Regions from separate parts of the Mus musculus genome. Here region 1 is linked to region 2. The links are chromatin loops, found by intact Hi-C in ENCODE. Cell type or tissue: left cerebral cortex. All regions are shown on one strand.

What was found. Hi-C counts contacts between places; a loop is a spot of excess contacts. Peaks named below come from ENCODE experiments on the same cell type or tissue, not always from the same donor. Only the 100,000 strongest peaks of a DNase experiment are listed, where the experiment ranks them.
Region 1: a loop joins it to region 2, with 2.6 times the contacts of the local background. A loop is called at or near these places in 3 of 42 quality-filtered maps.

Annotation. Positions count from the first base shown.
Region 1 is chr2:5,097,646-5,105,645 of GRCm38, forward strand. Gm39755 (a long non-coding RNA gene) reads right to left here and starts at 5,793. Exons shown (of 3, transcript XR_865945.3): 1 at 4,005-5,793; 2 at 3,748-3,865; 3 at 3,371-3,550. In left cerebral cortex, no CTCF peak of the experiment used is centred here; DNase peaks (open chromatin) are centred at 497, 1,104, 4,328 and 4,577; H3K4me3 peaks cover 290 bases; H3K27ac peaks cover 343 bases.
Region 2 is chr2:5,157,271-5,165,270 of GRCm38, forward strand. The region is part of intron 2 of Ccdc3 (coiled-coil domain containing 3); the gene reads left to right. Among named protein-coding and RNA genes, the nearest start is that of Ccdc3, 23 kb to the left of the region's middle. In left cerebral cortex, a CTCF peak has its summit at 4,062 (motif pointing left); DNase peaks (open chromatin) are centred at 4,381, 4,827, 5,664 and 6,277; H3K27ac peaks cover 560 bases.

The DNA.
Region 1 (8,000 bases), 60 kb before region 2:
CGGTTCTCAACCTGTGATTCGTGACCGCGGGTAAATACCTATTTCCAGTGGTCTGAGGGACTGAGACAGCACTCAGTAGCAAAATTAGTTAAGAAATAGCAACGGAAATCAATTTATGGTCGGAGGCTCCTAAGACCATCAGAAATATTTTTCCAATAGGCTGGTGGCCATGACCCACAGGTTGAGAGCCCACTGCCCTACGGATTGCTTTCCTGCAACATGCCAGCTTCACAGACTGACGGGAAAGGAGATGCCTTTCCTCTGCTGTTGCGTCCCTAAGACTTATGTCAGCACAGACGCACTCGCACTCGCAGGACAGAAACCTGCAACTGCGCTGGTGGCCCTGACACAGGATGTGCCCACCACAGCCCGGGGTGTGTGATCACCTCCAGCCCGGGGAAAACCAAGCAGCGTCGAAGCTGCTTTCCCAGGAAATCCTCAGGACAGATTTATGCTACCCGCTTGCCTTGCCTGCTTCTCCCAATTCCCTACTTCCTCCTTAGAGACCAAGGAGAGAAAAGCAGGGCTGCTTTCTCTCAGGGACTCAATCAGCAGAGGCATGCTGGGAAATCAGCTCCAGCTAGCTGTTCCTCACACCTGGGATCGCTTTTAATCACCGCTCGCGATAATGCATCTGCTCTCCCAACAGATGCTCTGCGGTGTCTGTGGTCTAGCTTTCAGGCTTGCGAGACCAGAGACCGCTTTCGCCATGATATGGGGTGCTAAGGGCTTGACCCTGTCACATTTCAGCTGCTAAATTTCCTCTTCAACTGTAAGGACTGAATTCCCTCCCTCCCCCCACCCCTCTCGCTCTTGTTTCCCCTGCAAAAGGATTTACATTCTAAAAGAAATCTCAACAGTTTTTGATTTTGTTTTTGTTTTTGTTTTTTTTTAAAGCTAGATTTGATTCTTTCTTTATCTTCTTTCTTCCAACTGTTCTCATCTGCCTTCCTTGGCTAGAGGAGGCTTATAAATATTCATTAGCTAGTTTCTAACTTCACAGGTGAGGACAGACGTTTCAACAGAGATCCTGTCAATTCTATAGCTTCCTGCATGCAAAAGGGGGCGGAGGGGGGAGACAGTGCAGGCTCTCCTCCAGTTCTCCCAATAGATACCAACTGATCTGTGTGGACTTTAAGTACCAGCCGTGGAGAGAGAGTCTGATGCCATTTCTTTGCTAACCAAAATGTACGTGAAGACATCATAGACAGTTGGTTAACTTCTAACTTACTGTCTTGCTGCTGAATAAAGGGAAAGGAGGTGTGTGTGTGTGACACGTGTGGCACACGTGTGTTGTAGATGCACATGTATGTGTGTATGTGCGTGTGCAGGCCATAGGTTAAACCTGGCTGCTGTTTTTCAGATTCATTCACCTTAATTTCTTATTTTTTATTTTCTTTGAGACAGAGCCCCATCATTGACCTAGAGCTTGCCCAGTAGGCTATTCCAGCTGGCCGCCAGGCCCAGGACTCAGTTCTGGGAGTTCAGGTGTAGAACTGTACTGGTGTTTGAATGTGGGATTTGATGACTCAGTTCAGGCCCCCGCACTTACACCACAAGCACTTTGCCCACTGAACTCTGATTTCTCTAGCCCGAAAGGGCTTATTTTTGTCTCTCTTCTGAGGATTAGAGAAATCACAGGATGCTAAGATGTCCCATACCATATGCTAACGATGGAGACCTGACCCGCATTCCCATGCAGTAAACAACTTAGGAGGTCTTGCTCCCCAGCTGTGGTCCTCGAAATCTGTATACTCATCTCCATTATTATTCAGCCTGACTGTGAGTTTTGCAATGAGAAATGGAAAATTTAAACCAGATGATCAAAAAAAAAAAAAATATCATGCAGCTCCGGGTATAATGAAAGACAGGCTTGTACTCTTAGATGCAATCTCTTTCTCCCTCTCTCTTTAACACACACACACACACACACACACACACACGCACACGCACGCGCACGCGCACGCACACACACACACACACACACACACGCACACGAACCTCTATGTATGTACACTCCACACGTCTAAATTTAAATTTTCATTTTACATTTAATGATAATACTCTGTTGACTGGCTCCGTACTGTCTAATGGCAAGGTTAGCCAGGGAAACACCATGTTTACCTTTTTGCACTTAAGAATGAATAGAAACACTTAGGAAACATCTGTATGGTTATGGTTGTTCAGAGACTCTCCTGATCTATTAGCACTTCTAACAAGGCATGGCTAGCGTTAGCAGGAAGCACGTGCAGAAGGGAGAGCTGTCCATGGAGAGAAGAGCAGGATCGTCCCTCTGGAAACTGAGAGGTAGTGGCTACGCTTGCTTTGGATGGTCCTGTATGCCAGGCATCAGAGATTCAGCGTGGAGTGTCACACCAGATTAATTGTGAATCTCTAAAATAAAGAACAACAACAATAGGGTGGACTTCCGAATTCCCTTCTCTGAGAGTTCCTTGTACTGGACTCTGACATTCGGAAGGGTGCTGCGAGGGCCTGGAAGAGGCCCTTTGAAGATGTCAGAGGAGCTCTAGCTGTGTAGCCATTCATCATGGAGACTTAGCTCCTAGCAGAGATTCCAAGACCTTCCAGTTTGGGTACCTGGATCCTTAGGACTAGATGCTCACCTTCTAAGGTCACACAGGGCTAGCGATTTTTTTTTTTTTTAATTTTACTTATTCCTAAAATAGTTCTTTTGAGCACCGGATGGTGGGGAGCTGTTAGATGGAACTGAGAGCTCTCCTTTTTGATCCTTCTATTTAATAACCACATCACAGACACAAGACACATTTCTCTCCATTCCTCATCTCACTAGCCAGCCATTGCCTCAGGGGACTAGGGCTCTGGGAAGCCAGACCAAAACCAATTTTTTTTTTTAAGTAAAGAAAATTAATGATCTATTGATGGAGTAATACATCTTTCTGCAAATCCCAGGAGGTTTCTGATTCTTCGCTTTCATGAAAATTAAGAAAAGACCTAATCGAGTTGCTAGAGAATTCAATCATTAAATAATTTTGATGATCGATCACCTCATCAGCGCCAGCCTGAGTAATTAGTGCTTCCATGCTGAAATCCTTCCCATTATAGTTTGCCTCTTTCCATGAAGAGGGTCTCACAGGACGTGTAACAGTGATGTCAGCAATGATCGCAAGGGAGGAATAAGGTTGGGAAGACCTGTCTGCTTTGGGTAGAGGTCTCTGGGATTGTGTTTTCTCTGATGTAAGTGTACATTTTGTGTTTAATGATTACTTATACAATTATGTATTTGTGTTGTCTTGATAAATTGCCTGTTTATAGTAATTCATGATAATTCAGTCAGGAAATATTTCTTTGCCGCCTTCAACACCAAAGCCACAGGAAACTAAAAAAATAATTCCATTTATATCCATATTTTTATTTGCTACTTATAGGAGACCAAAAAGAATTACAAGACAGTGCACTTTTTTAAACCTAGAAATCAGGAGTCAGAGGTGACAGATTTCTGTGAGTTTGAGGCCAGCCTAGTTTTCAGAGTGAGTTCCAGGACAGTCGTGGCTGCATAGAGAAATGCCATCTCAAAAAACAAAACAAAACAAACAGCAAAAAGAGAAAGAAAAAAGAAAAGAAAAAAATAAAGTTAACAGAATAATTTTGGTCTATTAAAGATGAGGTTGTATATGTATGTGTATATACATATATGTGTGACTTATGATAAACATCACATTTTTATGGCATTTAATGTCTTCAGGGGATATTTACTTGTTTACTTACTTTAGTTTGAAACAGTTGATCATTATGACCCACATAATGGAGGATGGCCTTGAGCTCCTGGGCCTCTTGCCTTTACCTTCCAAGTGATGGGATTACAATCACGCACCATCACACCTGACTTTTACAGGAAACATTGGAAAAATTATATTTGCCTTATTTTATTTATTTATTTTTAAGCTTTTGCCCATGTAGCGAATGGGTGTGCGCACGCGTGTAGTGGTGAGGGGTCATGATAGGTGTCTTCCTCTATTGCTTACCATCATAGCTTTTGAGGACGATCTTTCATTGAAGTCAGAGTTGCCAACTGCACAGGATGAGCTAGTGACCATGCTCCAGGGACCCTCTTTTCTCTGCCTGGCCAGCAGGAGAAGTATGAGCCCACGCTGCCATTCTCAGCGTTTTATATGGTCCTGGGAGACATGAACGCAAGTCTTTGTGCTTATATGGCAATCATTTTACCTCCTGAACCATTGTCCCAGCCCAAAGAGTTTTATTTTTAAATATTCTGTGTTTCCAGCTCACCAGAAGTTATCTCCTTGGCAACCATGCAAAGTCACGCAGAAGCATTTTACTTCTTTACCAAATGAGAAGTTGAAGGTCTCTGCCTCGCTGCTGACAGCGCGTAAGGAGAAGCACAACAGAAACCAGCAAGGGTCTGCCAGAGAGTGCTAGGTCAGACAGTTCTAGGTTTCACCTTAACTGGGCCGTTCTTACATGCCTTTCATATTTAACAATCAACCTTTTGGACAGGATCTTGAGATGATTTTCTGGTTTGAATGTGTCCCTTAAAAACATGTGCTAGAAACTTCAGCCCGATGCAAACATTACTTGGAGGTGGGACTTCGTGAGAAGAGTCAGGCTACAAATGCACCCACAAAAGCGTTACCACTCAGCCACTGTTTGCCTTTCTGCCAGAGGATGGTTTAGTGCACGAGCCATCACTGGAGTGGCAGCTCCTTCATCCGGGACTTGCCAGGCTCTAGAACGGCAAACCAACACATTTCTATGCAGTACATGTTACTGAGCCTCAGGCATCTTGCTATAGCAGCACATTATTGATTTGAACAGACCACATCATGGAAGTTACCCCGAGGAAGCTGGACTCCACACTTCCTGCATCAAAGCGTAGAGAATTTTAGTGGAAAGCTCCAAGTTAGTACTGGTTCCCAAGCGCTAATGCATGCAGCACCTTTAGAGACATTTTGTAAACTGTCATTCTCTAAGTTCTTCTTCCTATCTATCATTGGGTGCATTCTTCACCTCCACCTGCTGTGACAGATAAAAAAAAAAAAGGATCTCAGGGGATTCAGGTGATTTGCTGATAATTGCACAGCAAGAAATGGCACAGTTAACATTCAGATCCATGTCACTGGTGTTTAAACTCCATTTTAACCACAACATCTCCTTGCTTCCAAGGAATTTACTATAGTGTAACGCCAAAGGAAACCAACTGGTATCTCCTAGTCTGGGTGGCCCACTCAACACCTAGTGAGCCCAGCCTCTGGGATGGCAATGGGTGTTCCTTGTCTCTTTGTCTGATGGCCAGACCACTCTCTGCAATCCCCTATCAAGGTTCTCTGCCAGACACTTGGACTAGACTCCCAGACAGTGAGGGGGGAATAAACACACAAGGTTACTTAATGTGGAACAAGAGCTTATTCTGTGGAGCCAAGAGAGGAGAAGTATAAATAAACAGTCACATAAAAATGTGCAGGATCTGCCATGAGTGGTGTTTCAGTCTGTGTAGTTAGTTGTACTAGAATTAAGCCTTGATCAGATGTCAAAATACCATTCATCTTGTATTAATTTTTCAGTACTAGTACAAGGCCGAGTGCCAGGTTGGGGAGATGGCTCAGTGGGTAGGAGTGCTTGCTGCACAAGCTGGAGGACTTGAGTTCAGATCCTCACTACCTACAAAAAAGCAGATATGGCCATGTGTGTTCATAACCTCATTGCTGAGGGATGGAGACAGGCTGATCTTTGACACTCATTAGCTAGGCAGCCCAGTGGGACCAGGAAGCTTCAAGTTCAGAGAGAGAGAGGAGAGAGAGAGGGGGAGAGAGAGAGAGAGAGAGAGAGAGAGAGAGAGAGAGAAGAGGAGAGGAGAGAGAAAGGAGAGAGAGGGGGGAGAAGAGAGAAAGAAAGGAGAGAGAGAGGGGGGAGAGAGAGAGGGGGAGAGAGAGAGAGAGAGAGAGAGAGAGAGAGAGAGAGAGAGAGAGAGAGAAGAGGAGAGAGAAAGGAGAGAGAGGGGGAGAGAGAGAGGGGAGAGAAGAGAGAGAGAAAGGAGAGAGAGAGAGGGGAGAGAGAGGGGGGAGAGAGAAGGGAGAGAGAGGAGAGAACAAGTGAGAGAGAGTGCGAGAGAGCAAGCATCTCAAGGACATAGGGGTGAGAGTGATAGAAGAAGACACTTGATGTCCTCTGATATAAATGTGTGTGTGTATGTGTGTGTATGTATGTGTGTAAATATGTATATGTGTATATGTGTGTGTCTATGCATGTGTGTGTGCATATGGAACCCAGGACCTTCTGCATGCTGGGTAAGCTCTATCACTCAACTTCACCTGAACCTAAGAATAACTTCAAAAGACTTTTTTAAAAAATTAGTTAATTAATTAGTTGATTAATTAATTAAATTCACATCCTGACCACAGTTTCCCCTCAACCCTTCTTCCTAGTCCTCCCTTTCCCATCCACTCCTCCTCCCTTTCTCTTCAGAAAAGGGAAGGCCATTCACGGATGCCAACCAGCCTTGGCATATCATGTTGCAGGAAGACTAGGAGCATCCTCTCCTACTGAGACTGGACAAGGCAGCCCAGTAGGGGAAAGGGTCTCAAAAGCAAATGAAGACCAAGCTACACTACTTTTACTTATGTGCAGAGGGCCTAGGTCTACCCCATGCAGGCTCCCTGATTATTGGTTCAGCGTCTGTGAGCCCTATGGGCCCAAGTTAGTTGATTCTATAGGTTTTCTTGACCCCTCTGGCTCCTTCAATCTTTCCATCCCCTCTTCCACTGACTTCCCCAAGCTCCACTTAATGTTTGGCTGTGGACCTCTGCATCTGATTCCATTAGTTGTTGGGTGAAATCTCTCTGATAGTAGTTATGCTAAGCTCCTTTCTGCAAATATAATACAATTTTTTTTTTGAGACAGGGTTTCTCTGTATAGCCCTGGCTGTCCTGGAACTCTCTCTGTAGATCAGGCTGGCTCTGAACTCAGAAATATGCCTGCCTCTGCCTCCCAAGTGCTGGGATTAAAGGCATGTGCTACCACTGCCCAGCCGTATAATACAATATTATTAACAGTATCAGGGGTGGGCTCCTTCTCATGGCATGGGTCTCAAGGTGGACCAGTCATTGGTTGGCCATTCCTTTAATTTCTGCTCCATCTTTACCCCTGCACATCTTGTAGGCAGGACAAGGTATAAGCTGAAGGTTTTGTGGCTGGGTTGGTGTCCCAGTTCCTCTATTGGAAGTCTTGAAAATCAAGCTTCCTATCTTCCGTTATTAGTAGTCTTAGCTATAGTCACCCTCATAGGTTCCTGGGATTTTTACATTGCCCTAGGTTTCTAGCTTGTCCAAGAGATGCCCCTCCCCATTCAAGTTGTCCCTCCCATTACTTTCTCCCTCCATTTTCTCCCCACCTAGCCCCTCGTGTTCCTATCCCTATGACAATCTTCTTCCTGATCCAGCCTTGATGTCATTCTGTTTCCCCTTCTCAGTGAGATTGAAGTATCACCCCTTAAGCTCTCTATCTTAGTCAGGGTTTCTATTCCTGCACAAACATCATGACCAAGAAGCAAGTTGGGGAGGGAAGGGTTTATTCAGCTTACAATTCCATACTGCTGTTAATCACCAAGGAAGTCAGGACTGGAACTCAAACAGGTCAGGAAGCAGGAGCTGATGCAGAGGCCATGGAGGGATGTTCTTTACTGGCTTGCTTCCCCTGGCTTGCTCAGCCTACTCTCCTATAGAACCAAGACTACCAGCCCAGAGATGGTCCCACCCACAAGGGGCCCTTCCCCCTTGATCACTAATTGAGAAAATGCCTTACAGTTGTATCTCATGGAGGCATTTCCTCAACTGAAGCTCCTTTCTCTGTGACAACTCCAGCTGTGTCAAGTTGACACAAAACTAGCCAGTACACCCTCCTTGTTATTTAGCTTCTTTGGGTCTGTGGGTTTTACCATGGTTATCCTTTAATTCATAGGTAATATCCATTCATAAGTGAATATATACCGTGTTTGTCTTTCCTCA
Region 2 (8,000 bases):
TCCTTCCTCCTACTTTATGGAGTTTCAGGGATCAAATTGGGGCCTCCAGGCTTTCATCCTTGGCTCCACGTGGGTTTTAGCCCCTGAGCCACCTTTCCAGCTCAGGGTCTTGATTTTATCCTTTTTTTCTTCCAGATTCCTCCTCCCTCTCAGAGGCCCTCTGAGCCACCCTTACCCAGGGGTTAGTTTCAGCGTTCAGCTTTCCCAGCATACATTGCCTTTATCATAGGCCTGCAGGGACATTTCTGAGGCTGCTGGATCTCAGTGCTTACAAATGCTGCCTGTGAACCTGGTGCTCAGGGAGATTTCCTGCTGTCCCCCTAGGCAGTCTTGGCTCTGGCTGCCCAGACTCTCTGGGATGCTGCCCGGCTTCAGAGGCTGTATCTCATCTCAGCCGTGACACCCGGCAGAATCATGCATCCCTCCTGGGGGGTGGGTGGGCTAAGCAAAGCCTAGATGCTGTTGGCAGGAACGTTCAGGGTCCCCCAGAGGTGACCTGGGACTCTTGAGGCCAGTCTGTTAATTTTGCACAGATGTGGGATGCAGACTGCCAGGGACAGAAAACTGTCTAATCCAACCCTGAAGTGCAACATCTCAGGAAGCTGTGAAGAGAGAGACAAAAAGGTCAGGGAAGTCAGAAAGTAGGGCTGCAAGACAACGGCTTATCCCATAGCCCTACCTGCTAGCATGGGGCCTGTCTGTAGTTTATGTATGTGAGTACACTATCACTCTCTTCAGACACACCAGAAGAGGGCATTGGATCCCATTTCAGATGGTTGTGAGCCACCATGTGGTTGCTGGGAATTGAACTCAGGACCTCTGGAAGAGCAGTCAGTGCTCTTTAAACTCTGAGCCATCTCTGCAGCCCAGCCTATCTGTATCGACTTTATATCCAGACACTGACACGGGGTTTCAAAAGTGTACAGTTGGGTGGTTGTTGTTTGTTTGTTTGGTTTTGCACATAGCTTTGTAGTTGAGTAAAATAGTCCTGCTGAAAGTTACTGGCAAGATGGCTCAGTAGGTAAAGCACTTGCCTCACAAGCTGGCAGATCAGAGTTTGAACTCCAGGAACCACATAAGAGAAGGGAAGTTATAGTGCTACATGCTGGTAAGCCAATTGCTGAGGCTGCACGGTGAGTCCCTGGGGCTCCCTGGCCAGCTAGCTCAGCCTACAAGCTCATTGAGAGACCTTGCCTAAAACAAACAAGGGGTGTAGCATGTGAGTGAGGATAGCCTACACACACACACACACGCACACGCACACGCACACGCACACGCACACGCACACACACACACACACACACACACAAGCACGTGCATGTCTACATGCACAGAACAAGAGAAATGAAACTGAAATTGCTCTGATCTGAAATACCCCTGGAGCTGTAAAGGATGCGACAGAGATGTAGATGTGAGCTGTAGATGATGTGAGCTGTAGATGTGAGCTGTAGATGTGAGCTGTAGATGTGAGCTGTAGATGTGAGCTGTAGATGTGAGCTGTAGATGTGAGCTGTAGATGTGAGCTGTAGATGTGAGCTGTAGATGTGAGCTGTAGATGGTGAGCTGTAGATGGTGAGCTGTAGATGTGCTCCAGTTGGTTCTGTATCTCAGGGAAAGTCCTTCCTTCTGTGTCCTGGCCCCAGGGCTGGAAAGAGGCTCTGAGAGAAGGACAGCTTTCTAGTTTTCAGGGACATGGGGACATGGTTGTAGTCCTCAGTACTTGGCTTACCAGAGATCAAGTGCCTGTGGTTTCTAGATTCCCTTCCTCTTCTCTCCCCTCTTCCCTTTTTCCTTCCTCCCTCTCTTCCTCTCTTTCTCCTTTCCTCCCTCCATCATTTTCTCTCCCTCCCTTCTTCTTCTCCCTCCTTCTCTCTCTTCCTTTCTTCCTCCTTCCCTCCCTCCTTCCTTCCTTCTTTTCTTCCTTCCTCCATTCCTCCACTCATTATTCCCTCCACAGAGACCCCAGGTTGCTTGCCCCAGCTCTCAGCTTGCTTGCTTTCTGCCCACCCTGGCTTGTGTGCTCCTTCCTTCCTTCCTTCCTTCCTTCCTTCCTTCCTCCCTCCCTCCCTCCCTCCCTCCCTCCCTCCCTTCTTTCTTTTTCTTTCTTTCTTTCTTTCTTTCTTTCTTTCTTTCTTTCTTTCTTTCTTTCTTTCTTTCTTTCTTTTTCTTTCTTTCTTCATGAGTATTTTTCACTCCCCCCCATATTTGGGGGCTGTGGTGGGTTGAATGGGAGTGGCCCCCTTAGACTCATAGATTTGAATGCTTCTCATTGGAGAGTGGTGCTACTTGATGGGGGGGGGGTGCTTAGGAGGCATGGCCTTGTTGGAGTGGGTGGGGCTTGTTAGAGAAAGTGGGTCACTGGGGATGGGCTTTGAGGCTTCCAAATGCTCAAGTCAGGCCCAGTGTCACTCTCTGCCTGTTGCTTGTGGATCTGAGTAGAACTCTCGAGCTCTTCCTCCAGCATCCCGGCCACCTGCACACTGCCATGCTTCCCACCATGATGACAGTGGACTAAACCTCTGAAACTGCAACAGCCCCAACTGAATGCTTTCCTTTGTAAGAGTTGCTGTGGTCATGGTGTCTCTTCACTGACTAACCCCCCAACTCCAACAGGCCCTACAGTTTCTTTCTGCTTCTTCACTACCTCATCCTTGCTGTCACAGGACCTCAAGGCTCTGCCACACGGCTGGTGGTGTAGATTAAGTCAAGGTACGTGTTAAAGGGCAGCAGTAAGAATTCGTTCCTTCCTTTCAAATACTTAAATTTAAAAGCCTTGAGCCTTTCATCCTGAAATGAGAGTGAGGTACACGTTTTAGAGCTGGAGAGTGACTTCTGTCCAGATGATGTATTGGGTTCCTTCGACCACACAGTTGATACCATCCAGACCCCGCCATGCACAAGTCCAGGCTGAGCTTGTTCATGTGCACTGTGGCTCCAGAAAAAGATGGAGCCCATATCCAGGCATGACCCCAGTGAGTATTTATCTGAAGCGGGTAATGAGCGAGACTTTGGTCTTCTCACATCCAATTCTGTTGATGAACAATAGGCACTTAACGCGTGTCTGTTTGGGATGAAATATTGAGACTGCCAATGGAGGCAGCAGAGCACATGGTCCAGTGTTTAAAATACTGCTTATGAAATCTTACTGGAGAGGCCCCAGGGGAGCCTGGATTCTGTTATGAGAAACACTAATTAATTGAAGCCCTCTGTGGAGGTCACTTCTAAAGCCTCGAGACAATCTCTGTAGCAAATGGATTTCTCTCTTGCCTGGGGGGTGGGGGCATCACTTTCTGGAGGGACCTGCTGATGACGGAGGCTTTTAGAAGCTCTGGTTGCCAACACTGCAATCTAAGTGCCTATTCTAAGGGTGGGGGTTTGCCCTCCTCCTTTAAGATCTATACGGACGGCTGGTTTGATGGACCTGACGGACTGAGATGGAAGAGAGTTGTCTTCTGACCACCGCATACATGTTGTGGTGTGTGCATCCCCCCACTGTGCACATGTTTGCATGCACACGCACACACACACACACCAAATAACAATAATAAGGAGCTTTATGTATCCAGTATCAGTGAGCATCAGGGACATCGAGGCAGCACTGAGGAATGACAGTCCCGAAATTACTGAAGGTGGATGGCATCTCAGAATCTGGACTGGGACAGACCTAGGGTAGCATCTTAGCTCTGTTTCTTATGAACTCTGCAAGCGCGTTTATGTCCTTCAGTGTCACCGAGCCTTAGCTTTGGCTATGGGCTACAAGAATGGTCCCCTTTCTGAGTTTTGAGATCTAGGTGAGATGTCCATGCAGCGTTCAGCACAGACATTGAGACACAGACGAGGAAGTGTCCCACGGGAGAAAGGGGGGGTCTCAGGTTTAGTGAGTCCCAAAGGGCCTGCCTTGTGACCCATGGGCATTTACCTGCCATTGCAGCGTGGGGTAGAGCTCATGGTGGCAGAGTCTGGACTTCTAAGTGGATGCCTCTTCAGAGCCCGAACCCCTGATGGTGGGAGGCATGGGGTGGGGCACTCAGAAGCCTGCCATGCTGTGCAGCGCCCTCTGCTGACGTGTGAGAGTCTTTGTCCAGGCCAGAGCATGAGGTGATGGCTGCTGTGGAGAGCGTTGGTATAGAGACAGTGTGGGCTAGTGGGTGACTCAGAGCCCTCACCCCATTTAATCATTTTATGATTGAGAGGAGGCAGTGGTTTGTAAAGACTAGGTTTGCGGGCTGGGGGTGGTCCTTACTTGGCAGAATGCTTGCCTAACATGACTGACGCTCTGGGTTTGATTCCCAGAACTGCATAAACTGATGGCCACGTGGGAGGTCCAGAAGTTCAAGGTCATCCTAGGCTATGTAGCAATTGGAGGCCAGCCTGGGCTATGTGAGGCATTGTCTTGGGGGAAGGAAAAAAAAGGAAAAATTAGATTTGGCACCAGGGAGTTGGTTTAGTCAGGAGCTTAGGAAAGTACTGACTGTGGAAGGAGGGGGAGACAGGAGGATCCCTGAACTTCACTGGCCAGCCAAATTAGACAAACCAGTGAGTTTCAGGTTGAGAGAGAGAGAGAGAGAGAGAGAGAGAGAGAGAGAGAGAGAGAGAGAGAGAGAGAGAGACTCTCTCTAATAAAGCAAAACTGAAGAACAACTAGGGATTAGATCAGACATTGATCCCTACTGTCTGCACACACCTGTGTACACTTGTAAGCACACCTATACACACACACATATACCAAACTAGAAAAAAATAGATTTTGTTTCTTATAGCACAGCAAGTGGGATAGAGATGCAGGAAACTCCCACATACCTGCTGCCTTCACATATGTGCAGCCTCCCTGACTGTCAACACCCCCAGCAGGGTGGGACATGGCTTTAAGGATCTGTCAGCCTACAGTTATAGATACTGTTATCACACGGGCCCCATGGCTTTCATTAGGGTCCATGTTTGGTGTTACATTTGTGTGTGGGCAAATACAGAATAGCTTGTATCTGCCATTAGTGTGTCTTTCAGAACAGTCCGTCTACTCCAAGCATCTTCTGTCTTCCACTGGTTCAGGATTCATCCCCTCTTCTCTGGTCTTCTTTTCAGCAAGGGTTGAATTATTTGTATACAGACAGCACTATGTACGGCCCATGTGTCTGTTTTTATCTGTTTGTGTGGTGATGCTATGGATGAAAGCAGCCCAGGGACCAGATGAAGAGAGCACACCCCACAAGATGTTGGCCCTTGTGACTGTGGAGTTTTGGTTTGATAAGTCTCCTCTTAGGGCAGAGTGTGTCTTAGAATTCTGGACCATCCCATTCCCCATATCAGCACCTCCTTTGCTAGCCCACTCCCTCCTCTGACTCCAGTGCTCTTTGTAAAAGATTTTATTATATTTAGTGTGTGTGTGTGTGTGTGTGTGTGTGTGTGTGTGTGTGTGTGTACATGCATGTGCACATGTGCAAGCCACAGCATGTATCTGGAAATTAGGACAATTTGTATGACTCAGTTTTTTTCTCCCACCGTGTGGGTTCTGAATCAAAGTCAGGTCCTTTACCTGCAGAGCCATCTTGCCAGGCCTGACCCCTGTGGCTTGTTTCCCATGTGCTCAGTAAATGCTCTGTGAATGTGTGAGTGAATACTGAATCCTGCCGAGCTGTTCTTATGGTTATCTGCCCACAGGCAGGCTTTGCCTGTGTCTGCTGCTACCCCCACCCACTCCCTGTCCGGCTGCTCCAAGGCCAGCACTGCAGAAGCCAGATTCCCTGAGGCTCGGAGGTCGCTTCCTGGCTTTATCTGGGCTGTTGTTCTGTGCTCCAGCTGCTAGCAGGACAAACTGACATTGTCCATGTAGCTGGTTCTGATACAAGGACTCACAGAAGTCAGAGGCAAAACACACAAATGTAACTAACTATGCTGGGGTTAGCCATTCCTGTTCTGAAGAGAGTGTGATGCACGGTGGAAGACACCTTTGGGGCCTGAGCTGTGACCTGGTTCTTAGCCTGGCTAGCTCCAACCCATTGAAGCTAGACCTCACTCCTATAGATTGGGAGTGGGCTAACTTGTTCTTGGTAACGTAGCTGAGAGGGATGGTAAAGCGGGATGCATTGAGCCCTTCTGGTAAGAACGACTAGTTAACTGCATACCGTATATGTTCCTGTGGCAAGCTTCTGTGGTAATATGTGAGAAGCGCTGGTAAGATGAGAAAAACGGCTGGCGGGACTTTGTCCACTTGATTTCTGGCTAGCAGACACTAGGCTAGTGAGAGTCAGTTCTGCAAGCTTTGCCCATCTGTGGGAGGGGGAGTTTGCAAGTTCTGAGACCGTAGGAAGATTGTCTTCTTGTTGATCCATTTTCCTCTCCTCTAGTTGGAAAATCAGCGGGCTGGACTGGGCTGGTGGATTTCTTTCCACTTTTGAAAATCCCCTTTCCTAGACTTCTGAATCGCATAAGGCTAATTTAATGTCTGCCAGGTAGAGGTAGGGCTGCCTAGCACTCCAGAATATACCTGCCCAGGCAGAGTCTGGGCTGGTGAGGGCAGGGGGGTGGGAACCTGGAGATGAAACTTGGGTTTGTTTTCATGGGAGACTAGGGTGTGGGCCTCCCCTTTCTTTTGGGGAGGGTGATGCATGGGGTGCCATGCATGGTAAGGGCACCTTCCTTAACTCTTCTGAGATGGAAAGAGGTTGAGAAAACCCCGGAGGGGAGGGTGTTTACTGGAAAGACTGGCCTTCGCTTGGATCAGGGGCTTGAGGAGAAGGGATGATCTAAGCCCATAACCCTAATTTAAACTTAGGAAAGGGACTGCCTAGAGGGACACACACACACACACACACACACACACACACACACACACACAGAGAGAGAGAGAGAGAGAGAGAGAGAGAGAGAGAGAGAGGGAGAGGGAGAGGGAGAGAGGGAGAGGGAGAGGGAGAGGGAGAGGGAGAGGGAGAGGGAGAGGGAGAGGGAGAGAGAGAGAGAGAGAGAGAGAGAGAGAGAGAGAGAGAGAGAGAGACAGACGAAAGAAGAGGCCACAGGGAGTTCTTGGCTGTAGTAAGAGTTTCCAAAGAGCCTCAACTTTTTCCAGCTTTGCAACTAAGTTAATAATATTCCTTGAGGTCACTTAAGACTGAACTTCTCAAGTTTAAATCTAACCCGCCTTTAAGAAAACAGTGTATCGAACTTACTGTGCAGGGGATTTCTCATGTGGTTAGCTTTTACAACCTACGTTAAGTGCATAGCTTAAATCAGAAGTTATGTACTCTTTCTTGCCCTTACCCAGAACAGTGTATGTGTGTGTTGTAGTATTTACTGAGAACTGTCGACAGGTCAGCAAAGATCCCATACATGGGGGATGCAGCATGTGGATGCAGGTTGATGGGATGTGGTTTTGTTTGCTGTTCTAGGTGCGCAAAGTAACTTCTTTCCTCATAAAACTCTTGAAGATTTCTGAAAGAACTCCTTACTTCTTTCCCATCCTAAGTTTTCTCCGTTGTTCATGAAAAACAGAGTAAATACTTTTACTAGGTACAGGTGCACGCGTGTGCGTGCATGCATGTGTGTACACACACACACACACACACACACACACACACACACACACACACACACACAGGACAGAACAGACGCCCAGCACAAGACATGGGTAGTAGGGACAGACGGATCAGACAGGTACAAGAGATAGATAGAGATAGGCCAGTAACCACAACCTACAGAGAGACAAAAGCCACAGGGAGAAAAATGAAGAATTTAAATTTGGGTTTGCTTTTGGTCAAACTAATCCAAGAGGAAGTAGCTTTTTCATTCCTTAAGGTGACATTGACACATTTTGGGGGGCCCCCTCTGAGCTCATCTTCAGTGTGCTAACTGATCTATCCGGCCTTGCTAGATTTTGATTTTTAGAAGTTCCCCCATCTCAGGCACCTGACTCATTTGTTTCATGACATTTGTGGATGTAGCACTGCTTCTAAGACATTGTAACTTCATGGGATGGTATGTGAATTTTGGGGATCAAACCCAAGTGG